Regions from separate parts of the Homo sapiens genome. Here region 1 is linked to region 2. A link is a loop called in an ENCODE intact Hi-C map of the cell type or tissue named here. Cell type or tissue: psoas muscle. All regions are shown on one strand. Each heading gives the region's core, and the rest is flanking DNA. Links, peaks and the distances in the headings are about the cores only.

Region 1 (12,856 bases), core at 4,126-12,125, 59 kb before region 2:
ATCCAGTTTGGGATCCAATGTGGGGTTAACCCTAAAAAGAATTGAACTTGGCCTCTTTTTTTCTCCCCAACCCTTCTGCTAGGGCCAATATGATTCATGTCCAGTTATCCTTCTATCTCCCTTAATTATTATTATCATTAATTTGCTCCTACTGAAACTAGAATATCATTGGACAACAGTAGCCATGTCAAACCTTTATAAGGGTGCCAACCCTTCCGTTTTTCTAAGTTGACTTATTGGGTAGAAATAACTGTTTACTGAATGTCTACCATATGCACAGCTTTGTAAGAAAAAGGAAAAATTATAAAATATGGTTAGGCAAAAAAATTAAACAATAGTTTAACAGTGACATAACAATTCAAAGTCATTCCAGGATAGTACACCACCACACCAGAGGCAGGATGACAGTAGCAAGTGTATGGGTTTAAGAGGCAGATCAGCCTCTACCACTGTTTTGTTGATGTGTGACTTTGACATATGTTATAGACCCAGTGAGAATTGGTTTTCTCATCTGTATACTGGAGATAATAATAACTACCTGTGGTGTTCGGCCTCCATGATAGTTTCTAGTGATCTTGCCTTCTGGTATTCACACTTCCCGTAGTCATCTCCTGCATTGAATAGAGCTAATATGACAACAAATAGGATATTGTAGGAATTATACAGTATAATTTTCTAGGGTGAGGTCATGAGAGACCTTGTGGTTTCCACCTTGCTCTTTGCTCTGTCTTGGATCACTGGTTTTGGGAATGTCAGCTGCCATGTCATAAGGACACTCACTTAGCCTTATGGTGAAAACTACATGGCGAAGAACTGGGTCCTCTCACCAACATCCAGTGTCAACTTGCCATGCATGTGAGTGAGCCATCTTGGAGGCAGATCTTTAGCCCCTTCCACACCTTCAGATGACTGCAGCCCTAGCCAGCATCATGACTGCCATGCCACAAAACCTGAGCCAGAACCACTTGGTAAGCCACTTCTGATTTCCTGACCCACAGAAACTGAGATAATCACTGGTGATTGTTTTAAGCCACTACATTTTGGGGGATAATTTGTTATGCAGCAATAGCTAACTAATACTCTAGATTATGATGTATTAGTGTTATTTATTTGCTTTATCTGCTGCTCCAACATCAGACAATTGAGAGTGCAGGGTCTGGGACAGCATCTTTGGGAAAGAGAAGGGATGCCGAGAGTTATAGACAGAGGTGCAATTTGTATATGAGGGTGCATAAGGATAGCCCTGGTGGGAAGATTTGGTTTTCTCTGTAAGCAGGAAGCATGATATAGCTGCTAGAGGAAATGACAAGTAATAGAGAAAACAAAAACAGGGTTAGACAGCATGAACGTATAGTGATCTGAGCTGCAGGGTTCTTTTCTTTCTCCATCAATTCTCTGTGATCTAGGGGTAAAAGGATTAAAATAAACAGCAACTGGGGAAAGACCAAGTGAAAAGTTCGATGACCAAGAGCATTGGCAGGGAGGACTGATGCCCATGGTTGTAACATGTGAATTTCTTCTACCTGAACACTGATTTATACTGTGAAATTACCAATATTTGGTACAAAAAAATGTCAATTTCATATAGTTCAACCCATATTCATTCTAAAGAGTAAATCTACATCTTCCTGGAGGAGTTTGGGTGGTTGAGATCACTGATGAGGAAGAAGCAAGTTTCTTAAGAAAGCCCATCTTGAGAAAAACCCCTACAGATTAAAGTGAGTTTTCCCAATGCCTGGAACAAGTAAACTTTTTTTTTTTTTTTTTTGAGATGGAGTCTTGCTCCGTAGCCAGGTGGGAGTGCAGTGGCGTGATCTCGGCTTAGTGCAACCTCCGCCTCCTGGGTTCAAGCGATTCCCCTGCCTCAACCTCCTGAGTAGCTGGGACTACAGGTGCGCACCACCATGCCCAGCTAATTTTTTGTATTTTAGTAGAGACGGGGTTTCACCATGTTGGCCAGGATGGTCTCGATCTCCTGACCTCAGGTGATCCGCCTGCCTCGGCCTCCCAAAGTGCTGGGATTACAGGCATGAGCCACCGCGCCCGGCCCACATAAACTCTTAAAAATTTTAAAAATAGATATACATGCACGTAATTCAAAAAAGGAAGATACAGAAACATAAAAGAAGATAAGTAAGTCTCCATCTGCACTAATTGTTTTCAGCCGCAAGCAATAGAAACCTCATACCTGACTGGTAGGGAAATGTATTCACTCTCTTACCAGAGATGCGAGATGGGGTTCAGTTAGTTGATTTAGCAGCTTCACCGTATTATCAAGGACACAGATTCTTTCTGTTTTTCTACTCTGCTCTCTACTGCCTGGGCTTCAGCCTAAGGCTAATTTATTTCACAGTTGTCAAATGGAAACAGTTGGGCTTCATCCTTCCTTATTTGTGTCCAACTGACTTTCTGTGAATTTGTCCTTAGAGTAAGAAAGCAAATTCTAGAACCTTCCAGCAAACCTCTCCTCTGCTCTCCTCTCATTCACTGGACAGAATTGGGTCACATATCTCTTCTTTAACAAATCACTGTCAGGGGAAAGGAATCATACCTGTAACAATCAGAGCCATCCCTGGCTAAAAAGTCCATTTTCCAAATGCATTTGTGTAGAATGGATGTGGTTGAGTCACTCACAATGTTCATCACCTTGACCCACACCTGCTGCACGTGCTCTTTCACAAAAGCAAACACTATTCTCAATCTCTAGTGCATCCTTCTGAAGATGCATGTTCATTTAGATGCATTCTCTTCCCTTTTTACAGAAGTGGTAGTGCAGCATACATGTTGTCTTACACATTGTTTTTTTTTTCATAGTATACACTATTGGTAAATGTTTAATGAATAAATGCTAAGTTCAGAAACATATATTTTGTAAGCCAGGTGGCTTTTATCCTAATTATGTATTTTCTTGTTTGCCTTTTGTACTCCACTAGCATTAAGCTTTTTTAAGTTCCAGCAATTTCAGTTTTGCTAAGGGGAAAACAAGGAAGAGTCTTTGTGTGGACTGGGGCCAGGGTATTAAAGGGGATCAGCAGATCCTGAGTGCCAATATAGTAGTGGCAGCAGACAGAAGAGAATCCCAAGGGGTATGTAAAATAATATAATAACAACAATAATAGTGCCTCCTATGTACTAGATTGTGCTAAACATATATTCAGTAAGAACCAAGTTGGGGCCGGGCGCAGTGGCTCACACCTGTAAACTCAGCACTTTGGGAGGCCGAGGCGGGCGGATCATGAGGTCAGGAGATTGAGACCATCCTGGCTAACACAGTGAAACCCTGTCTCTACTAAAAATACAAAAAATTAGCCGGGCGTGGTGGCAGGCGCCTATAGTCTCAGCTACTCGGGAGGCTGAGGCACGAGAATGGCATGAACCCGGGAGGTGGAGCTGGCAGTGAGCTGAGTGGGCAACAGAGTGAGACTCCGTCTCACAAAAAAAAAAAAGAAAAAAAAAGAAAAAAAGAACCAAGTTGGGTCTCCTTGGTTGGCTGTCTCTTCACAACTAATGATTCTCCTTCAAATGCTAGACCTTATGATTTGTAGTGTTTTCACAATGGAGGTGATTCTCTTAGCCTTTGTGAGTGAAACTCCAAGAGCTATATTAAGAAAGATATGAGTGCTGAGGAGGCAACATAGCTTGTTGAGAGATGTGGGTGGTGTAGGGTAACAAACTTGGGCTTGAATCCTAGCTCTACCACTTATTAATTTCACAGTGTAATTAGACATTGGATAACGTGGATGATTTTGTTTTGTTTTGTTTTTTGTAGAGATGGGTCCTTGCTATGTTGCCCAGGCTGGTCTCAAACACCTGGCCTCAAGCCATCCTCCTGCCTTGACCTCCCAAAGTGGATAATATTCTTATTGTCTCTGTGCTTTAGTATCCTCATCAAGAAATGGAGAAATGCCAGAGGATTGCTGTGATGATTAAATGAGAGATGCATACAAAATACTTTGCATGGTGCCTGAGACAGAAAAGCATTCAACAAATCTAAGCAAAAGTTTGATGGCATGTGATAACTTGTAGAGAAAGAGGTCCACTCTTACAGGTTTTGATATCACAAAAACAATATTAGTACAGCAATTTAAGATTTTTTTATTGATGTTTAACCTGTATACAACCATACCCATTTTAAGTGTACAGACAAATGAATTTTGACAAATTCATTCACTCATCTAATCATCACTATAACCATGATACAGATTTTTATCACTCCAAAAGTCCATCCTGTGCTCTTTTCAAGTCCATCCTCCTCATCTGATACCCCAAGCCACCATTGTTTTGCTTTCTGTAACTACAGTTTTGTGTTTTTAGAATTTCATATATGTTGAATCATACCATTTGTAATTTTGGGGTCTGACGTCTTTCACTCAGAATAATGTATTTGAGATTTATCTACATTTTGCATGTATCCATGGTTTATTTTATACCAAAGCAGGGTTCTATTATGTAAATATAGGTACCACAATTTGTTTGTCAGTTAACCTGTTGTTGAACTCTTGGGCTGTTTCATTTTTTGGCTGCTATGCATAAAGCTGCTATGAATGCTTTTTTGTGGACTCATTATTTCTGTCGTGTAACTATTTTTTAGTGTAAATGTAGAGTCATATGGTAAATATATGTTTAACTACATAAGAAACTGCCAATCTGTTTTCCAAAGTGCTTGTACATTTTGCATTTTCACCAACTGCAATGGTTTGGATGTGGTCTGTCCCTACTGGAATGCATATTGAAATTTTATCCCCAGTGTGGTGGTGTTGGGAGGTAGGCTAGTGGAAGGTGTTTGGGTGAGGGAGATGGATCCCTCAAGAATAGATGAATGCCCTCCTACAGAGGTGAGTAGTTCTTGCTCTGAGAGAATGAATTAGTTCCCATGATAGCAAGTTGTTAAAAATGAGTTTGGCTTCCTTGGCTTCTCTCTCTTGCATCCTCTCTCACAATGTGATCTTTACACACACTCTCTCTTTCTGCTTTCTGTCATGAGTTGAAGCAACATGAGGCCTTCATCAGATGCAGCTGCCCAATCTTGACTCTTCTAGTCACCACAATCATAAGCCCAATAAACCTCTTTTTTAAAGTAAAATATCCAGCCTCAGGTATTCTGTTATACCAACACTAAACAAAGACAGCAACAAGGCATCAGAGTTCCAGTACTCCACATCTTCCCGAACAACTGGAATCATCAGTCTTTCTAATTTTCACCATTCTACTAGGAGGCATACAATTGTACTTTAATTTGCATTTCTCTGATGACTAATGATGTTGACCACCATTTCACATGCATTTGGCCAAACATGTATCTTCTTTTATTATGTGTATGTTCACATATTTTGTCATTATTATTTTTTGCAAATAGTGTAGGTATTTTTCCCCAGTCTGTGGCTTACCTTTTTAGTTTCTTAGTGGTGTATTTTGAGGAGCAAAAATTTGAAGTTTGATAATATCCAGTTGGTTAGTGCTTTCTGTGTCTCCTCTACAAAACTGTTGCCTAACCCACAGTCATGAAGAGTTTTTCTTTGTTTTCTTCTAAACAAAGCTTTACTGTTTACACTTAGGTTTATGATCCATTGGATTCAATCTTGTGTATAGGTGAAATAAGGTTTGAGGTTCTTTTCTTCTATATGGATATCCAATAGTCCCAGTATGATTAGTTGAAAAGATTGTCCTTTCCCATAGAATTATCTTGGCACTTGTGCCAACAATCAATTGACCATATGTGTCTATATGTAGACTTTCCATATGCTCTCCCACTGGACTATATGATTGTATGTTGGCCGATTCCATGTCTTGATTATTGTAGCTTTTTAGTTAAGTATTGAAATTGCACAGTGTAAGTTATCCAACTTTGTTCTTTTTCAAAATTGTTTTGGCTAGCTAGCATAGGTCTTTTGTGTTTTCACATACATTTTACAATCAGATTGTTAATTTCTATTTTTAAAAAAAGCTTGCTTGGATTTCAATTGGGATTATATTGAATCTGTAGATCAATTTAGGGAGAATTACATATTAACAATATTGAGTCTTTCAATCCATGATCATGGTATATTTCTCCATTACTTTAGGCTTCCTTTAATTTCTCTCAACACAGTTTTATAGGTTTTTAGAGTACAGATCTTACACATATTTTGATAAACTTATCTCTATTTTGTTTTTGATATTGTTGTACAATAATTGTTTATATGGTTATTTCATTATAATAATGATCCTATGAGGTAAATATGAGCTTAATTTATTAGTTAACAAATGCAGCTCAAAGAGATCAAAAGGTTGGCTTAATATCATATGATTGGCTAATCCCATTTCTGGAAATGTATCTTGCAGATATACTTTCACATGTTAAAAATGACTAGTACAAGGTTATTATTGCGGCATGGTTTATCATGATAAAAGACTGAAAAAACCTTGAGTGTATCCATGAGACTTTATCAGTGATATAGCCTTAGAAACAGTAGGCAGCTGTATAAATGAATGAAGAAGGTAACTATGTATCTATATAAAAGGAACTGCAAAATATATTAAGTGAAAAAAAGATACAGAATGTTATACATAGTATATTTTTTCTTTCATGTACAATATGGGGTAAGGTAGGAAATAAGGATACATATTTATATCTGTTGCAAATTGCTTAGAAAAACTCTGGAAAGATACATGACACAATAATAAAGTATTTACCTCTTGTTGGGAGGCATGAGGACTGGATAGATGGTGAATAGAGTGGAAACTTCATTCTGCATCATTTTATGTTTTTTAAAAAACTGTGTAAGTATATTACCTCTGAGACTGCTGATTTCCTCTCAGTGTCCATTTTTCATTTCTTCCTTTTACAAGTAGGACATCCCCCCTGAGTTTTTGGAGGGCATATCCTAGCCTCCTCTGCAGCTAAGTACATTCCTGTGACTGAATTTTTGCCAGTGGAATGTGAACACAGGTGACTTATATTATTTCCATGTCACTTCCTTAAATGGAAACTAATATCTTCCACTTTCTTTTCTTTACCCTTTCCATGGGCTAGAATGTGGATATGGTGCTGGTGAGACTGTTTTGATCAGAGTAGATAAGGTAACAATCGGAAATAAACATCTAGGCTGGGTGCGGTGGCCCACATCTGTAATCCCAGCATTTTGGGAGGCCGAGGCAGGTAGATCACCTGAGGTCAGGAGTTTGAGACCAGTCTGGCCAACATGGTGAAATCTCATCTCTACTAGAAATACACAAAAATTAGCCGTGCATGGTGGCTTGCACCTGTAGTCCCAGCTATTTGGGAGACCGGGGCAGGAGAATCACTTGAACCCAGGAGGTGGAGTTTACAATGAGCTGAGATCGCACCACTGCACTCCAGCCTGGGTGACAGAGCAAGACTGTCTCAAAAACAAACAAACAAAAAACCATCTATTTTTCTTTAACCAATGACTCTTGGGATATTCCCATTACAGCAGCTTCGCCTATATCCAAATACATCAACTTAAAAATTTTGCATAGCTCATGATGTTTGACAGTGTAGGAACACGAACGCAAGTGTCCTGGCTTCCAAGTCCATGTTTTCTCTGCTGATGAGTAGGAAGGCAGTCTTGCAACGGCTAGTTCGTTATCTTCCTAAAGTGTGGAATGATGACTCATGAAGCATAATCTGCCAAAATTCATGATACCAGCCAACCTACAGCCACTTCTGCTGATTCAGATGGGACTCAATAAAACAGACAGAAGTAAGGTGAAATATAATGCTGATGACTTTTGAAATCTCAGCCTGGAAAGAGAGAATTAGTGGTAAAGCAAATTGAACTTGGGAAAATTAACAAAATGAACATAATCCAATAGGTATCGGTACATGAGGTAGCAAGGAAATTATGACTGAAATATTATAAGTCAAGGAAATTTTATCTCATTCAAAAGGAACAAGTCTACAGTAAGGGAGATGAGGGTGCAGAGTAACCCCTGCATCAGAGAGTTATTCAGCTGGTAGAAATGGACAGTGGTAGAATGGTAGATAGCAAATAGGACGAGACAAAAGGTGAGAAGGTGTAAGTGACATGGCTGTCAGAATATACAAGTGCATATGATTCTCTTCTAATTCAGTGGCAGTATCTAGTATTCAGAGGGACATCCACCACATAAATTTTCTAGGCTCATGAAAAAGAATAATAACTGTCACCACAATGACTGGCCACAGGGAGAAAGGAATTATCTGAGAAGGAGTGATGCCAGAGCCAGGGGAAACTGACCCAGCTCCAGGGCTGGCTGCCAAACAGAGTGGCCAGCAAGCCAAGTCATCTTACTCTAAGGAGCATGTCACTTCACAGGACATACTTATTGCAATCAGATTTTTTAAACAGCGTGCTTTAAAGAGTACCATAGCCTATAAGAATGGAAATGTCCCTGCAGGCTTAGATAATTTTTGCCTTTAAAAAGAATACAAAGACTTTTTTTAAATTTATTTTTTTGTTTTTCAAGTAATACTTGCCACAAGAGGGTGAACAAGAAAGGATGGAAGCTACTGCTTCGTGCTGATGACATAATGCTATCAGATGACAAAGAAAAGGTAAAACTCAAGTTTTAATTTATTTGTCTCCTCTCCCAAAGAGACTAATGTTTTAATGAAAAAAGGTAGAATAAACATGATTTAAAGGCTACTAAAATCCAGCATGGTAAGCAAGCAATCGATTGCTTTAAATGAGTTTCTAGGCCTAAATGAATTATCCATGCAAGAGATTTCATAAGTGATCGTAAAGGTAATTACTCACTTTCCAGAAGCCAGAGAAAAATAAGAAATGATAAAAGATTGAAGAAGGGCAAATATTGTCTTGATTTTCAAAGATAATAAAAAGTGGTAGGGGCAAAGAAGAGTCAGAGTTATTGGTAAATTTAACATTGCCTAACAATTTTCTAGAATGATTTTTAAATGCATTTTTTTAACAAAGAAAAGAAGAGATAATCACTGGAGCCTATGTGAGTTTATAAATGACGGTTTCAATGTTTTTGCCTTCCATGTTTATCAGAATCTCAGTGGATCCTGTATCTTGTAAACTTGCTGAGTTCATTTATTACTTCTAATGATTTTTTAGTGGATTCCTTAGGATTTTCTGTATATTTGTGTTATCTGTGAATAGAGAGTTTTACTTTTTCCTCTCAAATGTAGATGCATTTTACAATGTTTTAATGAACATTTTTACATATTGTGTTGCAGAAGGAGTTCAGGATCAGTCAGTTCAGGACAGTCAGTTAAACCATCCAAAATTAAAGTGGCAATAGCTAACTTATCACCTGTTTTGTGTGTGTGCTTTTGTTTGTTGTTGTTGTTGTTGTTCTGTGACTCAGTCTTGCTCTATTGCCCAGGCTGGAGTGCAGCGGTGCGATCTCGGCTCACTGTAACCTCTGCCTCCCCGGTTCAAGTGATTCTCAAGCTTCAGCCTCCCAAGTAGCTGGGATTACAGGCGCCCACCATCACGCCCGGCTAACTTTTGTATTTTTAGTAGAGATGGGGTTTCACCATGTTGGCCAGGCTGGTCTCGAACTTCTGACCTCAAGTGATCCACCCACCTTGGCCTCCCAAAGTGCTGGGATTACAGCCATGAGACACTGTGCCCAGCCTCCTGTTTTTCTTGTATCCCTTTATAATTAATCATTTTTATGGTAGTCAAGAGTGATCTGGTCTTTGGGTTCTTTGACTGTAAACCACAGAAACAAATCCTAGATAACTTAAGCCAGAAAATAAAAAAATAAATTGTAGACCCCATAAACTGTAACAATTTGCCAAAAAGTAAAAAATAATTTATGGCCTGCATAAACTGTAACAATTTGTATTGTCTTTGTGTCTCTTGATTCAAAATTCAAATGTAACAGCATCTAATTGGCCAAGCTTAGATCACATACTTTCTTAAGAATGTATGTACTGTGGTGATGAAAGGAAGGGTGTGATGGAACGTCTCTTCAGGAGCCTCTTATTGAAAATAAATTAAATTAATTTTTTTGGACGTGAGATCTTGCTATGTTGCCCAGGTTGGAGTACGGTGGCTGTTCACAGGCTCAATCATAACGCACTACAGCCTTAAACTCCTGGCTTTAAGTGATCTTCCTGCCTCAGCCTCTTGAGTAGCTGGGACTACACCATGCTACCACAGCCAGCGAGGAACCTCTTTTTTTGGTTTTGTTTTGAGATGGAGTCTGGCTGTGTCAGCCAGGCTGAAGTGTACTGGTGCGATCTCGGCTCACTGCAACCTCCACCTTGTGAGTTCAAGCTATTCTCCTGCCTCAGCCTCCCGAGTAGTTGGGATTACAGGCATGCACCAGCACATCCCACTAATTTTTGTATTTTTAGTAGAGGTGGGGTTTCGCCATGTTGGCCAGGCTGGTCTCGAACTCTTGACCTCAGGTGATCTGCCCGCCTTGGCCTCCCAAAGTGCTGGGATTACAAGGCATGAACCAGTACGCCTGGCCCAGAACCTCTTTTTTAAGAGGCATTTACTTTTTACCAAGTTGAAACATTCATTGGAAAAGCTCTCCAAATAAATTGGGGTTCAATTAAAAAGGGAATAGACCCTAAATTACTAACAATGCCAAATATTCACTATAGCTGTTTTCTAAAATGCAAATTTTCTTTGCTTAAAGACCTCCTTGACTCTTCATTACCTTAGTATGGCAATAAAAATTATTCATTTCCTAGTCTTTACCCTCATCTCCAACTCAAAATTTATTGAATATACCAGACCATGTGACAGAAGCTAATAGACAAAAAAGCACTCTTACCTTGAGACATTCATAGTCTAGTGACAGAAGCGTGATAGTACGACCACTTCTTGATTGCTTAATATGTCTAAAGCAGAGTTTACTGGCAATAATAGCTGGGGTGGCCATAAGTCCTTGTTTTTCCTATTGTCCTGACATCATTACTATCAGCACAAACCCCCTTTTCCCAGCCTCAAAAGTTTCTCAGTTTGGACAGAAATTATAGGTCATTCTAATAATAATAATACAGTATTTTCTCAGTTAACTCTCAAAACAATTCTGTGAAGGAATGAGATGTTCATTCCTACTGGATAATGTGAGTAGAGTTTTATAAAAAGACTATCTGCAAAGGTATGTGCAAAATGAAGGGAAACCATAGGGGTTTACTCTGGGTCACCCTAGGGAGGGATACTGGCTGCTTCCTTTGGTTGAGGGAGGCAACCAGCCTGCAATGGTGCCATAGTAAGGGAGCCAGGGGGGAATAAATAACCATACTCCTTCCTCTTTGTTCCATCGCTGTTGCTTCCTAGTGCCTTCACTCAACTGGAAGCTAGAGGGAAAGAAAGTCTCTTGAGTTAAGGCTCCAAAGGACAGACAGCAGGTTGGAGAGTGGATCTGGCTAACAGAACACGTCCTCCCCCAGGACTCACTGTTACTACCCTATTTTACAATAGAAAAAAAAAAAATGAGATGAAAGTTTAACTTATTTGATATAACAAAGCTCATAAGTGATCATCTGTAGCTGAAGTGCCAGGTTCTCCCCACTCTGCCACTCTCTCGCTAAGGCTCCAACATTCTAGCAATGCCAGGATACCCACCCTCCCCATAGCATCTTCACATCCCAAATGAGATGTTGGAATATGTAACGTTAAGTTTTGCTGATTAGAATAAACTAACCTACCCACCAAGGTAGGGCATTCACATTCTTACAATCTAAGCAGATGAGTTTACAGCATATACATTCACAAAATAAATAAGTAAAAAAAAAAAATTTGATAAACAAATTCTACAGTCTGTTCTGGTCAAGATAACACAGTTCCTTTGCAACTGCCCTTACATCCGGTTGGTGGTGTGTGGAGCCCTCTTTTCCCAGGCCTTACATGAGGCCTCTGGTCCATGGGCAGTGCTGCTGCTGTCTGATCCTCCTTATGGAGAAAGGACAAAATGTCCATGTACCAGAGCTGCAGAAGAAAGTATTTGTCTTCCCCCTCCCTTTGCACAGCACCCATCTGTGTGTAATCTTATTATTATATATTTTTTGAGACAGGGTCTCACTGCGTCACCCAGACTGGAGTGTAGTGGCGCGATCTCGGCTCACTGCAACCTCCGCCTCCAGAGTTCAAGCGACTCTCCCACCTCAGCCTCTATAGTAGCTGGGACTACAGGCAAGCGCCACCATGCCTGGCTAATTTTTGCATTTTTTTAGAGCCAAGGTTTCACCATGTTGGCCCACCTCAGCCTCCCAAGGTGCTGGGATTACAGGCGTGAGCCACCGCGCCCGGCCCATTTATGTGTAATCTTAATTCAACACTTATTGAGCGCCTACTGTATGTTTGGCATAAAATGGTGGTCCCTAATTTCAAAAGATTTGGAGTCTAGAGGGCAGAAATTGAAGAGGTTGGTGCTCTGCACGTCTGAGTCCGCCCACAGACTGAATAAATAAGCTCTGCGTCGGCGCCCCTCACCTTTCTTTCATGGCCAGACTTTTCTCTGGCGGTTCCACAGCTGTCCTGACAGTGGAATTCAGACGGGGTGACCAAGCCCCTAGCCCACCTACCAGCGAAATCCAGCATCAGTTCCAGGGCAGCCGGACCCGCGCCCGGGGACGACTGACCCTTAGCCCAAGGCTGCGGGGGCGTCGGAGTCCTGAAGCGCAGGCGAGGCAGGGCCAGCGGGACAGGGAGACTCAAGGCCCCAGGGGATCTGGGCGTTTGAAGACTCAGGTCAGACTCTGAGGCGCCCGTCTAAAGAGACCGGTTGTCTTTTCCCTAATTCAGGAGGCCAGGCTGTCCCTTGGGGCGTCGTACCGAGGGCAGATCACAGCCCTTCCCTCCTCACCACACTCCCTGTGCTTCCACCCAGCTGGTTCCCCGCCCTGTCCATCGCTGTCCTCAATCGCTTGTTGTCGTGGGCCCCC
Region 2 (16,460 bases), core at 220-8,219:
GTTATAAAACACTTCCCTTTCATCTCCCACCCCCATTTCCATTTCACAGAGATAACACTGTGGGATCCTTCTAGAAACTTTTGACATCTTTCTGTATTAGGAAATTGCTTTTGGTGGCTTACAGTTCTGTAGGTAGGAGTCCAGTATGGGTCCGCAGGGCTGCATTCCTTCCTGGAACCTTTAGGGAGAGTGCGCGCCTTTTCCAGCTTCTGGAAGCTGCCTGCATTCCTTGGCTCTTGGCTCCTTCCATCCATTCTCAAAGCCAGTCACGTTGCATCGCTCTTTTAGTATTCTTGTGTCAGGAAATTTTCCACAGAGAATTGCAGAAATACAGCTTAAACCCAGTTAAGACTCTCCCCCACCCTCCAACACACACTGAAAAGCTAATACCATGAATTGGGTAATTAAGAGCAGCTGGCTGCAGGGGTTCAACGAGCCCCATCAGGCCTCTGTCTGTGGTTCTTGATCCTGCTTCTGCTTGCTTCACATTCAGGCATTTTCCTCATGACAGCAGTCTGGCTCTGTCAGCATCACCAGCCGAGCAACCTCAGGGGAAGGAACAAGGCATTCCTGACACGTCTCACCAAACAGTCAGGATTTCACTGATTGGCCAGGACTTAGTTACATGCTCAGCCTGGGGGGAAGATGGAGTCAGTTCACTCCAAAACATACAAGGTTCCCCATAGGCAAGAAGACAGGATCAGAAAGGAGATAGGGCTTGGGAGAGAGACACACTGGACAGATAAAAACAGCTTTCTCACAGTTACATAGGTGCTTTCTTGTTTTGCTTTTACACAAATGAGATCATGTTGTTCATCCTGTGCATTTTCCTTTTTTCGCTCCACAAGGAATCCTGGATATCCTTCGTTGTCAGCATATCTAACTCTCCAGGTCGTTTTCCATAACCCTTTGGAGCCCCTTGTTTGGGGCCAGCGTGAGCTCTTTGGGAGATAGGAGTGTCAGCATTAAATATCATCCTCAGAGAGTTGAATATCAAATCCCGTTGCCATACATATTTTATAGCATAATATCTTTATAAGAAAAAACTTACTGTCAATCAATGGTCCATCTATTTTTAAAATAAGAGTCTATAAAAAGTAGATCAAAATATTTGGACGGCCTCGTAGAGGAGGAGGTGTTATATTTAACTTAACAGCATCCATGGTAACTTTTCCTCCTTACTTACTCCCTTCCTCTTACTGCCCATTTGTATTTTTTTGCACAGTATGCACATGTGTGATATTTATAGCGTGAATTTACATTTTTGTGGTAAATATGGGAGGGAATTAAGGATAAAAAAAATAAAATTATGATCCCGGTAAGGAAAATTTTTACCAAAAATGTCTCAGAATTGTAATTTTGTTTTGTGGCGTGAACCTGTAGGTTGAAAGAAAGCAGAGGAAATAAAACAGGGCAGAAAATGGTCCTGGCATGAACTAAGTCTAGTTTCAGAGATAATGAATTAAATGTATGCTGCTAGAACCCATCTCTGTTGGTCCTGGGAAGGCATGTAATAGAGGAAGAATAGTTTTCATTTCACTGGGAAGAGAATTCTGATGTTAAATGAGATAACAGAACACCCAGGAGTTCATCATTCCCCTTCTCTCTGTTTTGCTACAACACACCTAAATCACTCCTGAAGCCACATTTTAGTTTAAATAAAGCCTTTCATATTTTACCCATGCTGTAATTCTCCAGAGAATCTAAATTAGATCTAAATTAGCATTTAGCCTTTTTTCATAATTTTAAATTTGTATGTCTTTCTCATCCATTTTCCAAAATGATACTAACTCTACGAAAAAACCTCATCCACATTGATCCAGCTGTCTTGTAAACATACAAAGGTGAAAATAAGATACTGTAACATCTCTGCTTTTGAAGAAGAACCAGTTTGATAGTAGAGTCAAAGTAAATTAGTAATACATTTTGAAATAGAAAATTTGTCCACAATTCAACCTTAATTGTTTTGAGGGGATGAGAGAACAGGAATTGAAAACAGGTAAGTGTAAGGCCATCTTAGCCAAGGCTATAGTGTCAACATAAATTGTGGAAATTTATAATCAAATCTTAAACATTTTTATCCCGTCTTGTTTTTCCAGGAAAGGATGTAAATGGCTTATAGGGTAAAACGAATGAAGATAAAATTAACCCCAGAAAATAAAGGTGAAGCCAGGGATAGAGTCAGTACTCAAAGTGTGCCATCAGGCCTGCCTATAGCAATTAATTGATGAAGTATTACATTTTTCTCTCAGCTTAGTGGTCAGAGCATGGAGAAAATTTATTAATTCACTCATTCATTAGCAGATATTTAGTGAGCATGTGTTATATGCTAAACACAAGCAAAAAGTTTAACATACGACAGATTTATAGTATCTATAAAGTAAAAACAAAATGATTGCTCCAGATGAAACACAGCTTTACCTGGAAAAATTTCTCCATGGATTTTCAGAAAAGAGATTTGGTGTATGTAGTGGTCTGGGTTCCTGGGCATCCTCTAAGTCAGTGCAATTGTTTAATGAAATGCCAGGTGCCACACGCTGGCTCATCTTATGCCGGAGTATGTTTCATCAAAGGTGATTCTATGAGGAACAAGAACAACGCAACTTAGGTATGTAGCTTTCTGACTCTCTGATTCCATCCAAGAGTAAAATCTAGAATAATTAGGGAAGGCAGGCAGATCCCCATGCACAGTTACTTACTCAAGTAGCCAGTCTTGGCAATTAGAGTGAAAGATGCTGAATCACAGATCAACAATTTGTTCAATCTACCGTTACCTTCTAATTAATAATACAATCCCTCTGTTTTTCCCCCGCCTTGTTCACCTTAGAGCTCGTAGGTTAAATAAGCCTGAGGATAGAATGGAAAAGGTAGGACTGCTTTCCCCTGTGATGTGGGCATCATGTTTACTAGCATTGGCAGGAATAGGAAAAACAGAAGTCCCAGATAGCACTTTAATAAGGTCTCTAATTACTGTAGCAATAGAGTGTTTAGGCAGATGAATTTATGATAAAATAAACAACAAACTCTGAAAAAAATCTATCACAGTGGCATATCTCTGTATAAATCATCACCATGATCATTTTTGTTTTCAATTAACTTTTTTTTTTTTTTAAAGATGGAGTCTCTCACTCTGTCGCCCAGGCTGGAGTGCAGTGGTTCAATCTCCACTGACTGCAACCTCCGCCTCCCAGGTTCAACGGATTCTTCTGCCTCAGCCTTCCAAGTAGCTGGGATTACAGGTGCCCACCACCACACCTGGCTAATTTTTGTATTTTTAGTAGAGACGGGGTTTCACCATGTTGGCCAGGATGGTCTCGAACTCCTGACCTCAGGTGATCCGCCTGCCTCAGCCTCCCAGAGTGTTGAGATTACAGGCGTGAGCCACCGTGCCTGGCCTGCAATTAACTTTTAATAAATGTCTCCTTTGTGCCAGGCATTCTGCTAGGGAGTTTTGAAATACTTTAGTCATTGACTTTTCTGAAAATATTGTTATGGTTGTTTGGTTTGAATTGGAACCTATGCCTAGTAGGCTTTTAGTTATTCAGTTAGAAAGAAATTTTTGTCTTATGGGTCCTCAAAAATATAGATGAGATTCCGCTTACAAAGATTAGAGAGAAGCCTCAAAAACTAATCCCAGTGCTTCAGGAGGCCAAGGCAGGAGAATTGCTTGAGCCCAGGAGTCTGAGACTAGCATGGGGAACACAGTGAGACCCTGTCTGTTAAAGAAAAAAAGCTAATGCATTGAAAAACTTCCCTAGTTCTTCTAGAGTTCCTTTTATTCCAAAAGCTGTCATTTCCTGCTGAACTGCTTTTGGTGAATCACACTGCTGCTGGAGTTGCCGTGTCTAATTACAGCTCTTAAAAGCACAGACCATAGAAATGGAAAGCAAAGCACACCAAAGTTTAGAGGAACAGTGGTTTTTTTCAACCCATTGATTAACCCTGTGCTGTAAGTAGGGCCTGGTATGCTAATTGTTTGTAATTTCCACCTTAATGTAAATGATAATTAAAATTACCATGCCTTTAAAAAGTATGGTGTTCCTGATTCACATGGGTGCTTAAGCAATTTTCAACCTAGTAAAATAAGATGATAATTTCAGTCTTGTCCAGGTAACCTGGAATGCTTGCCATGTAATTGAAGTCTTTATTGCTATTCTTAGGGAAGAAGATGAAAGTTAAGTAGGTCACTTTCTACTGACAGAGCCTTTCCCATGAAGGAGAAACTTTTATAGGGCAGATCTGCTTCTGTGCCTTTTGTGTTCTAAAAATAGGTAAATCCTGAAAAGAAGTTGGCTCTGCTTGAGAATGTTACACTTGTAGCATGTACTTAAAATGACTCAAGTACCTTCGGTATTGACTAGCAGTGAGAACTCTGTTTTATTTCTGTATCCACTACACAGTAACTTTGTTTTGCTCAAAGTTAATTTGTTAAGCCATGAATGGTGAGTGTGAACTTGTTAAACTCTTTCAGGTTAGGGAGCAGAGACTGGTTTTATATTGCTTTTATGGAGGGTTTTTTTTTTTGTAAGACTATTCAGGAAAGTAAGGAAGACAGGAAACCGTCTCAACTGCTGCACAGCCAGACCCCATAGAGATCTGGAATGACATTCAGGATGTTACAAACGTGCAAACAGTGTCAGTGTCTGTTTTTATTCATTACTTCATCCCTGCACCTATGCTTGTCACACAGTGAGCGCCCAAGCATTAATTTCATGATGGATTTCCGATGCTCTACCCCATCTATCTGCTCTTTCCTGTATTCCCAGCCTACATTCTGTCTGCAGCATGGCTTCTGTTTACTTACACAGCCTTTGCTGCCTCATGGTTTCTGCTTACTTACCTCTCTTTGTATATTGTTTCTTTTTCATGCCATCACGCTGTGTGGGGATTGCATGTATCTCATTCAAATACCCAAAGAGAAAAACTGTGATTAGATAGACCACTCTCCAATGTGGAGCCCCAGCTCATAGTGAAATGATTGGGCTTCTGTTGTTGCCTTGAGGTCAGGGACCTAGCCATGGTCTGGTTGTCTGTGGCCAACTAGCAGGGCCATGGATGTAAAGGATGGTCTTGCTTATAAGAGGAAAGCGGTTATGACAAACACTTAGAATGGTGTTCCCATAATTATAAATTAGAGTCTGACTGGTATTATTCAGTCATGTTCTAGACCAGATTCTAAGATGTGGGAGAACACCCTATCAGGCTAGTTTCTTGAATTCTCAGAACTTGGCACAGAACTTGTATATAGTAGGCACTGGAAAAATACTGGCTGAATGATGGTTGACTAAAGAGGAAATTCTGTGATCTTAGATGTTCAGGGACACACAGGAAAGGTTAAAGAGTAAGATGAATATACTTGACCAACTTTTATCCTATAAGTGAATCATCATAGTTACAGGCAAGCCATATAAGGCTTTTCTAATCAGAGAAAGCTCAAATCCAGAAAGACTTCATCCTCCTTCACTTTTGTATTATGTTAGAAAGCAATGAGTATACAATACAGAATTTATAACTAGTAAGTAGATTTTGTCATTATAGTGGGAGGGTTGCCCAGAGCTTTTCTTTTTTCCATAGAACACTACCATCCTTAAAGTCATTATAGCAGTCCTTAGAAGAGGGGATGCTCCTAGGAACATATTGGGATTAGAAGTAGTTGAAAGGGCTGTTCTATATTGGCAAGTTTAAATTGAGCTGGAAATCTAATTGAAAAATTTTCCAGATTAAGAAAGAAAAAAGGTATCCCTAGGGCTAATGTTTCTAGATTTCTACCTGCTTCTCTCCATCATCATATGCTCAGCCACCACCACCACGAACATAAGGCTGTTTTTTTCTCATTGCCAACTGTCTTTGACTCAACAATAAGAATTAGAATTAAGAGAGAATTTGCTTGGTGTTATTTTGAGGGTTGGGCTGCAGTTCTTCATAGCCCCACATTTGGGTGTCATCATGTGATTGGTACAGTGGTTACAGATACCTGCTACTCTGCTTTGCACATGGGAGATCTCAGTAAACACTTACTGAGTTGAATTATCAGTGTAAATAAGGTCATTTGACATCATTTACTTTCATTGTCACAAACTTCACACTGAAGCTGGGAAAACTATCTAAGAAGCCACAAATGTTTGGCTTCTTGACTCCAGCTGGATAAAGAAAAATAAAAACAATATGGAGAGATTAATATAACCATAACTGGAAAATGTTAGGCAGTCAGTTTTCTGTGTAATAGTAAAATCAGGCTGCTGTCTTGGTTGAGTGCAGGTGTTGGAACCATACAGACTTGAGTTAGAACCCTGGTTCCACCACTTAGCAATGACTTCAGGCAAGTTACTCATAAATCTTATCTAAGCCTAGTGTTCCATCTTGAACATGGAGGAAACAGTAGTACCTATTTCATGGGAGTAGTACTAGGGTTTAAATGAGATAATGTAGCCGGGCGTGGTGGCTCATGCCTGTAATCCCAGCACTTTAGGAGGCTGAGGCAGGTGGACTATTTGAGGTCAGGAGTTCAAGACCAGCTCAGCCAACATGGTGAAACCCCGTCTCTACTAAAAATACAAAAATTAGCCAGGTGTGGTGACATGTGCCTGTAATCCTAGCTTCTCAGGAGGCTGATCTGGGAGGATCACTTGAATCCAGGAGATGAAGGTTGCAGTGAGCCGAGATCGCGCCACTGTACTCCAGCCTGGGGGACAGAGCGAGACTCTGTCTCAAAATTGAATAAATAAATACATATATACATACATACATAAAAGAGATAATGCACTAGAAGCTCTTGCCACCGGGGTTGGCACAAAGTGAGCACTCAGTGATGTTAGTGATTATTGTCATCAAGAGTGTTATTTTGAATAATGTAATTCTTTTCTACGACATGGTATCATATTGATGTTGAATTAACTGATCTTTTAGGTAATTCAGTGTAAATGGAATCACTTGTTTCAAGTAACAGAAATTCAACAGTATAGTCTTTTATCCCTTAAGTAATATAGATTTATACTCTAACATTTAGGAGAGAAAGAGACAAAGTTCATGTTCTTGTTCTTGTAATATACAAACTGAGCACAGGCAATCTTACAAGTACAATTTTTCTATTCAGAGGTAAAGAAGAATCTCTTGATCTGTAAATTTGAAATCTCTCTGCTAAATAGTTTCTGAAATTCATTGAGGCATTTTTAGGAAGGTATTCCATAGATTACACATAGAAAGAATTATCTCTTCACAGTGACATTTCTGGTGACAGTTTTTCTTTTTTAAACTTTATAATCATGACTAATAAAAAATACTGATGAATTGAACTGATGTCTGAGAGACATTGACACATTCTCTGATTTTTCTTTTGTGGTTATGTAGGTGAGACAGGCATTGGCAAATCCACGTTAATGGACACTTTGTTCAACACCAAATTTGAAAGTGACCCAGCTACTCACAATGAACCAGGTGTTCGGTTAAAAGCCAGAAGTTATGAGCTTCAGGAAAGCAATGTACGGCTGAAGTTAACCATTGTTGACACCGTGGGATTTGGAGACCAGATAAATAAAGATGACAGGTACATCTTGGGATTTTGGGGGGACATGAATGGATGAGGAGATAGCAGGATCCATCCCAGGTAAATTTAAAGGCCAAATGTTTTGGGGATTTTTTAGTTGTGGGGCTTGGTCCTCTATTGCCTAAAAGGTGTGATATTCTTGTCCTCTGAGAATTTTTCTGAGAATATTCTTCCTTGAGGTCAGAATCAGACATCAAAATTGATCCCAGCTAGTAGGATCAGAAAGGGGCTTTATTAGAGGGACTAAATTAGCTTACAACATCTTTCCACAAAGGCCATGAAACCAGGTTTGGGGCTTTCCTACCAGGAAAAGCAATCTAGAGAAACACCCAGCCACCCTACAGAACAGTTTTAGCAGAAACCCCAGCCATCAATCACTTCATACTGCTTGGGAAGCCAGGACACTAGAGGGGAGGTCTCTAGAAGCTCCACCAAATCTGCCCCAGGTAATCAAATGCCTTCACCATGGCTTGCTATATAATGATAAAATAGTACACTGAGTTTTTATAATGTACCCCATTTATAAACCATGTAAGTTTGGGTCTTTACCATGAGTTATCTTTTGCCCTTATTTGAGGGAAGTTTTCAATTCTTAAAATTTCGTGGCATACAACCCATGTTAGTCTTAGTCTCAGGATTTTGTTCACATTCCTTCTCAAGAGCACCAATTCTGTTCATCAGTCTCAACCTCAGATGTCTTATGACTATTTTACATAGTACATTCATTCTCAAAAGAAGTTTGAGAAAGTTAAAATAAAACTGCCCCAGGTCCAAAGGTGATTGTAGAATGGGGCTTCCAGAAACATCTTTGAGCAGTTACAACATTATGGGCATAAGTGTCTACCTGCTTAGTGTGACCAACATGTAGACATGAACAACAAATCAGTAAGTTAGGGTGTGTTTGCTTACAGCTCAGACACTTTGCTTGTATCAGGATTTTTTCCCCATATTCCTCAAAACTGTATATTATACACATGTGTTTTGTAAAGAGGAACTCGACTATTTTTATCTAGAAATGCCTAGATATATTTTATCTATGCCTGATATAAGTATGAGCACCACAGTAATGACAGATAAATGTTTAATTCATTCTTTAGCTGAGCACCAAGCTCTTTATTTTATCTACAAAGCACTTTAAATGCTCTTCAGTAGACATTGTCCCGTGATAACAGGAACAATTGGTAGATAGAGTGAGAAAGATTTTATTTTGCATACCAAAATGGACTATCTGTACATTGTGCTGGGGCAGGGAACAAGTTCAGCTCTGACACTGCAGCTGAGCAGTTGCTCTTAATATATGACCTCAATGACAGGGAATGATGGAGAGGCCCCTGCCTGAAGGCTGTTTGTAATGCCAAGAGCAGTAAATGAAGAGAAAGGCCTGGTCATAAGGAAAGGGGCACAAGTGCATTGTGGGAGCTGGGAAGAGAGCCGGGGGTTTCAATCATTGCATACTCACAGAATATACCCAGAGCAAGGCCTGTTCTCCATCTCTCAGACTGGTATAGATTTTCTCACTGGCGTTAGGAAAAATCTTGCTTGTCCATTCCTTGATTGGAAGACAGCAACTGTACTTTTTCAGGATCCCTCCCCCAAGGAATGAGAACCATCCTCCACATAGCCTCTTGCTGAGATTCCCTGTGCTCTTCCAGCTCACTGGGGTTGCCACAGTGCTGCCACTCAATTTTTGCCTCTCCCCTAAACTGGGACTTTCCCTCGGGCTGCTGGTGGCTTTTCACTCCCCAATCAGCACTCAGCAGCAAACAGTTAGCACAATGCATATCCTCATATTTGCAGCTGGAGCCCTCCTTAAGAAATTATCTGACTCATTTGGGTCAAATAATAGTTTCCAAGGAGATTTAGAAGAGAGGAAGTGTGATATTAACTTAACCTAGATACCAAATATTTTTTTTCCTCTGAAATTTCTTGACAGCTATTGCATAACCTCTTTAAATGGCACTTAAAACTCTCTGTTACCCTGTGCCTCAGAAGGTATTGTTGACACTGTTGACTGTAAAGCCAAATTACTTGTTCACAAATTGTTATCTGGACAGGCTCTGCCTCCCTCAAGAAACTGGAAGTGGGATATTCATTTCTGCATCAATATATAACCATATGGAAAGGGATGTGGTATTTCTCTATGCCCATGTTGATTTTTACCTACTTTGGGGATTAGGCAAGCTTTTCTGCCATAGATGCAAGACTTCAAGAATGTCCCAGTTTGTTTATGTAGGCTTTGGACATGTCAACATTCCTGTATTATTATCTGCCTCAGACCAGGCTAGCTAGAAGGAGGCAGGAAGAGAGATCTGGTAAGGTTTCCTGTTATGTTTAAAAGCACATTTCACTCTTTGTTATTTAAGGGCTTCCTTGTTTTGGCTGTTTGTACTCTTCAGTGGAGAAAGAAAGGGGCCTGGGGAAGAAGGGAAAGCAAGTTTTGTTGTTCAATTGGAAATAGAATAATTAGTTTGCCCCACACTGGGGAGATGGGAGGTGAGCTGTCCATGGCGTATCACTAGCTGTAATGATAGTTAGCCCTCAAAGGCAGAGATAATTGAAATCCCCTGAGACGGAATTTCAACCTCACCAAATCTTTATCAGAGTTATAAAACAGTAGTGAGATGGACTGTTTGGCCTTTAAATTTTAAGTTTTTAATCACACTTTCTGGTGGAGGTAGTCAAGGGATAAGGAAAATTGGCTAACAGACAGCAAGATAAGGGAAAAACATGGTAAGTATTTGGTCGTATATGAAGTGGAAAGTCAGTCCCTGAATGATGGCATTGGCCATTTTGCAAGAATGATCAGTGGGTAGGTTGGATGGATGGATCACATTGTCTAAGTATCTTTTTCCATCGGTTTTAGGGTTAGCCTCTGTCATTTTTGTGTGTGTGTATGTTTTATGGCTGGAGGTATATGGAAAAAAAAATGAGTGCTGTGTAACAAGGAATATCTCCATGCCTTAAAAGAAAATGATGTGAAAACGTAAGGGCTAGATTGGATTTGTCCTCCTGTCTTTCCTCTGATTGATATGGCCACAATTCAGGGAAGTTTTAATTGGCAAAAAAAATATAAATAAGTGTTAGTAGGAATGGGGCTAGCAAAAGGCTAAGTTGGGATTAAGCTTCCTATCTTTCTCACTTTAGATGGAGAAGTGGAAAGGATTTGGAGGAAGAGGCAGATAATTCATCTCATCTACAGGATGATGATGAGGAGTACAAAACCACTTGGCTGGCTTGAGTCTCATCAAGAAGAAATTATTTCATCAGCATAATTAAATCTTTGACATAGGGAATAGTGGTTTTGGTAAATTGTTGTCCAGGAATACATTTCTTTTTATTGGTTAATAATGGTATGGAAGGTAAAGTAGATGGGATTTCATATTTATTATGTGTATGACATAAGAGAAGGAGGCTCCAGGTTGAATCCCAGGTTTCTGACTTGGCCAGTGGTGTGGGTGGTGGCCCACCATGCTAAGGAATACAGGGAAAGTGAGGGTTTGAAGGCAGGATGAATAGTTCAGTTTTGGACATATTTAGTTGGAGAAGCAGTTGAAAATATAGGATAACCAATTGTGGATGGGTCTGAAGCTCAGAGGAAAGATCTGGGTTGGAGGTAGAGATTTATGACTTGTCATCAGATAGATGGTGAGTGGAACACAGGAATGAGTATGATTTTCTAGAGGGAATACATAGAGTGAAAAGAAGGGAGACTGAATGATTGGCCAGGACTCTCTAATAAGAACAGGTAGAAGGAAGCCTGAGATATTAGAGAACAAAAGATATCTTGAATCCAGTGGGGAAAGCATTCCTCACTGCAAAATGAGTGTTGTTATGCTTCTCATTATCTTTGGAGGATCAGAATCAAAACCAGAGGCAAGAAGGGAAACTAATAGAAAACAGAACCATATTTGGACTACTATTGAGAGGAGGAGGTGCTAAAAGCTAAAAATCAGACACAGGGGAGGCAGGGGAGCAATTGCTGTGAGCTGCTTCTCTTACCCTTTGGGATAAGAGGCTGCTGGGGAAGAGCCCTAATCCCCAAATCTGCCTCAGTGTCAGGAGACAGAAGGATCAGCCCCAGACTCAAAGGGCAAAGGGCATGGGTGGACCTCACTGGAGTGGCTTGCTCTACTTCCCTACTGGACATGAGCTCCATAGCAGAACAGATAACCAGCAGAGAACTGGGTGAATGTAAAGTTCCTTTTTTTTTCCTTAGGTTTTTCTAAAAAGTCAGGCTTGATTCTATAGTGGTGGTTGTTTATTATATAATTATGAAATAGTTATATCTGACTTTTATGTGCCAGCCCTTTACATGTATTGCATGTATTGGCTCATTTATTTGTCACAATAGCTCTCTGATAGAACTACTATTTTTGTCTCTGATTTACCTGTGAGGAAATTGAGACACAGAGAGGTTTAGTGACTTGCTTAAGGCTGTGCAGCTAGTAAGTTGTGCGGCTGTATTATGGTTTTAGGCTTGAATCCATGTTTCTAACCACCATCCTCTATAACTATCTCATTAAATATTATTATTATTATGCAATATATGTCTATATTTCAAGATTAGAAAATATAGAAGAATCTTATTGCTCATTCATTCTTCTTATTGGAATTTTGCCTGTCATGATTTGGAACTTTATTATTGCTGAGGTACATCCTACCTTTTTTTTTTTTTTAAAGCCTCTAGAGATTTTGTCTACTCTAATTGAACCAATATATTGTGATAAAATCACCAAAGAAAAATATCAAAAAGCTTTTTATGACTGCTTTCAGTTTTGCTCATAAGTTTGTTTGTTGTTATTGTTTATTTTGGGGATGTTTGTTTTTCTTAGGATGTCTGCGTCATTTTTATTATAAAAGATTTGTGGTTCCCTTTCAAGGGTTTCAGTTTAACTTATGGGTATGGGATTTGGGTGTTGAAAGGTTTTTATTTTTCTTAAAACTTGTATCTTCGGAAAGGCAATAAAGTTTGGGGAGAATTAACTCTTCGTATTCCTAATAGAACAGTCTCTTTGTTGCTAAAACGAACTTCTTCTGAGTAGTCCCTTTGGAGACCAGAAAGAATTAGTGGGTTTCCCACAATGACCTAATATACTACTTACTTCCTGGACATGTGGTTTATGGAATGTGTATCCCCAATATGCTATTAGTCATTGTGTTTATGGTCAGTTAATAGGATTACACATAATTATCCAAAACAGATTTGAATGATTTGGTGAGAAGAGAGGGTTACGACATTTACCTTTAAATCATGAAGATTTTGAGTTGAAAGGAATCTTGAAGATCATAATAGTCTAGGCGCCTCAGTTCCTAGATGAGTTATGGATTATGCACAGGGCTATGGGAGCACAGACAGCCCCCATCTCTGGAGGAATAGGGCAGATGACCAGGGAATAGCTCGCAGTAGGTGGTGGTGTCATATCCTGAAACCACACACCAGTTTCATTTTGTGCACCAGTGGCAATCAGTAGGGAGAGGCTATCACAGTCACTTTTCTGAGATGGATTTTTGAGGCCCAGTTTTGGCCCAGCAGGAAAGAATGCCACAGTCTCTTAGCAATATCTTCCACGGATACCCCTTGGGGGAGTGGCAGTCAGCTCCACGTATGTACAGTCTCTGTTTTAGAGGATGAATGTTAGCCAGGAGAAGAGTAGGAAAAAGACAGGTTTCTCGCAGAGGGGCCAGCGTGAGCAAAGACACAGAGGAAATAAGGGCTTGACATGGGTGGGGGGCGGGCTGCTACAAATGATTGGGCGTGGCTGGGACAGGAGAGGTGAGCCTGGAGCGCTGTTCAGGGATCAGGTGATGGAAGGCCTGGATACCTAGGTAAGGACTTGGGCTTTAGCCCTTAGGAGAGAAGAAGCCATTGTGATGTTGAATGGAGGATTGTCCTGTGAAAGAGGTTTGAGACTAGAAACATGCTGTTTCTGCATTCTAGCTATAAGCCGATAGTAGAATATATTGATGCCCAGTTCGAGGCCTACCTGCAAGAGGAATTGAAGATTAAACGTTCTCTCTTCAACTACCATGACACGAGGATCCATGCCTGCCTCTACTTTATTGCCCCTACTGGACATTCACTAAAGTCCCTGGATCTGGTCACCATGAAAAAGCTGGACAGTAAGGTACTTGCTGCCATTCTGATTATCATCCACTCTCCTTTTAGATCTTCTTTATCCTAATGCCCTAATTTGTTCTCTGCTTTCAGTGTGATTTTTTTTTTCCTGGATTACAGGAACAGTGTTTGACAGCATGAGAAAAACGCTTCAAAACCTCTTGCCTGTTAGACAAAAATAAAATAAAACAAAACAAAACTAGCAAAAAAAAAAAAAAAAGTCAAGTTGCTTTCCAGGAAGTATTTTTAATTCTTAAATGGGAGGTTGAAATATAACTTCCAGGTTTGTTTACTTTCTTAAAAAAAAAAACTTTCTCTAAAAGGTGTTTAGAGGTTTGGTTTTAATTCAAAGTTTACAATGGAATAAAAGGTTAAATTTTTGTCTCTGTGATGATAATGGTCCAGCTTCTTCAATTTTAAAACTGAACTGCACATGTGTGTTCAAGTAAAGCAAAGTCTTAATTTCAGTGTGATCCCTGAGCTTGCCACATTTATACCTTCTCTTTTTCACAACACATGAAGGAAGAGACTGGTAAGTTTGATAAAATTTTGCACCTTACTATATATTAATTAGACTTTCCATTTTGAAATAAATAGAAGACAATACATTCTGAAATAAGGATGAAACAAATGGCAACAAGAACAACCACAAAACTAAGCTGTGGATGGTATTTACCGTTAGATTCAAAACCCCTTTTGCATTCACAGAAAAGTCTTATCAGATGATAAAGCTCTTTAGAGGACTCTGCTGGGTGTTGTTACTATGATTTTATCTAAACAACACTGATAAAGATGCTGTCTCTCCAGAGGGACAAAACAGTGAGAGAATGCTCAGAAGATCAGCCTGTCCCCAAGGCCTCTGTCTCAACTGTCCTTTAAAGGGCTGGAGAGGCTGAAGCCAAGCCAGGCTCCTTTGGCTTCCAGCAGGCACAGACACAGTAGTTTACAGAAAAATCTTCTAATGGCCTGGAAGGATCACTGCAGCTAGAGTACTCTTCGCAGAATAAATAGAAACCCTCCTTCATCCCATCTGATTCCTCAGCTCCCTGGGAGCTGTGCCATTAGCCATGATAGTGGAGAGATCACGGGCAGTGAGGGCCGCTTCCGGGTCTGTTGTGTCCTTGGAAGCAGGGGCAGACCTCCCTGTTCTCAAGAGTGCCCCATTCTCCACAGACATTCTGAAGGAAGTAGAGTGAGGAGGCTTCCTAATCGAGGGCTGAGTATGCAGACCCAGCCGGATAATATCCAACACTATTATTATGTTTAATAGAGTTCATTGAAAACGGAAAAGAAAAAGGCAAAACAGGCACAACTAATAAAAGCAAACAGTCAACCATAAAGCAGGTTAAACTTTCAAAGAAGTGATATTGTTGGAGAGTTGGAGAGCTAGCTAGCATCTGAAAATGATAATATCAAAGTTTTATTTATACAAGTAAAGGGAAGGGTTAAGCAAATGTATGGTCATTTCAGAAAAGACTTTCAAGTCCGGCTAGTGAGGAAAAAGAGGTTTTAAAACTAAATTGCTTGATTTCTCTATCTCCTCTGATCAATTTGGCCAAGAAAGAGTGAATCTCTGCCATTTTGTCTATGTTGACATTAATTAAATACTAAATGTGTATCAAAGATAGCCAATAAGAACAATAGGAAGTTTCTTGTTCCTCTGGTCCTGATCCAAACATTTCCCCCACCATCAATGATGTTTTTCTTAGTCTGCAACTTGCTGGAGGAAGCCCAAGCATGGTGAGCTTAGGAGCAGGTTGAGGAATAGGTTGAAGAATAGGTCTTTCTCTCAGCATGTCATCTCATTCGGGTTTATCAGGATTTCTAATTTGGCCTTTGGATAAAAGGAGAAGCAAAGGCATGCAGATGGGACCTGAACACCTCCCGAAAGACTCTCTGTTCCCTGGCTAGGACAGCTTCCTTACCGAGTCTGTTTTCTCTCACCTGAACTGGGTGAAGATCATAGTTCTATATATCGGATGTCAGTAACGTCTTATTGAAACCTGTGTTTACAGGGATTAGGGGAAAGTTAATCTTAAAATGCGAATTTAAGAAATGTGTCCTGTGCACAGGGCTGGGGGCAGCCGGGGAAAGAATGTCCACATGGGGTTTGGAAGTTGTGCTCTGGGGTATCCTTGGCTCCCTTTCTGGGCTTCCTGCCACTAATGTCAAATTCTGAGTTCTCCCCTGTTCTTTGTAACTGATGCTGTGAAAGTGAGCCTTGCCTTTGGCGCTCGATTTTATTCTGGCATGAAGGAGTAATTTGATGGAATTACTGATTTTCAAAAGAATTAGTTGGTGTGATTTTGAAAAATTTTACAGTGGGCAACACCATTTTTGTTTTGGCTAATACATAGGTTCTCCTCTCAGCAATTTTCAGGTCATCAGAAGAAAGAAAGGATGTTGGGCTGCATAGAACTGAATACTCCACTGCTCTTACAAAAACTTTGCTGTTATACTGTTAGGAGGTGCGAACTCAAGAGCCTAAAGTAGATGGGAGGGGTCTAAAAGGAGTGGTTGGTCATTCAAAGAATAAGTTCCTTTGTTATCACTATTTGTCATAGAAGAGTAACACTTCCTTTACTCTGTAAAGAAAAATGAGGTAGCATAGGAGAGGAAATTACAAGTATACTTTCAGTGCAGGATGGGAGGAAGTAAAAGTGTTTGAATATGGAACTAAAAGTTTATCTCAGGTCTTCTTAATTTTTCACCTAGGTAGAAAGTCTGATTTTCATTATCATCTCTACCCCAAAAAAAAAAAAAATTGTAGGTACATAGGAGGCGTATATATTTATGGGGTAC

What was found. Hi-C counts contacts between places; a loop is a spot of excess contacts. Peaks named below come from ENCODE experiments on the same cell type or tissue, not always from the same donor. Only the 100,000 strongest peaks of a DNase experiment are listed, where the experiment ranks them.
Region 1: a loop joins it to region 2, with 2.9 times the contacts of the local background. A loop is called at or near these places in 26 of 110 quality-filtered maps.

What each region holds. Positions count from the first base shown.
Region 1 is chr4:76,935,761-76,948,616 of GRCh38, forward strand. All of the region lies in intron 1 of LOC105377294 (a long non-coding RNA gene), which reads right to left. Among named protein-coding and RNA genes, the nearest start is that of SEPTIN11, 7.6 kb to the right of the region's middle. RefSeq lists an enhancer at 12,777-12,856. In psoas muscle, for the core only: no CTCF peak of the experiment used is centred there; a DNase peak (open chromatin) is centred at 8,231.
Region 2 is chr4:76,998,254-77,014,713 of GRCh38, forward strand. SEPTIN11 (septin 11) reads left to right here. Exons shown (of 10, transcript NM_018243.4): 3 at 7,348-7,543; 4 at 13,482-13,668. Among named protein-coding and RNA genes, the nearest start is that of SEPTIN11, 57 kb to the left of the region's middle. In psoas muscle, for the core only: no CTCF peak of the experiment used is centred there; no DNase peak of the experiment used is centred there; H3K4me3 peaks cover 768 bases; H3K27ac peaks cover 1,946 bases.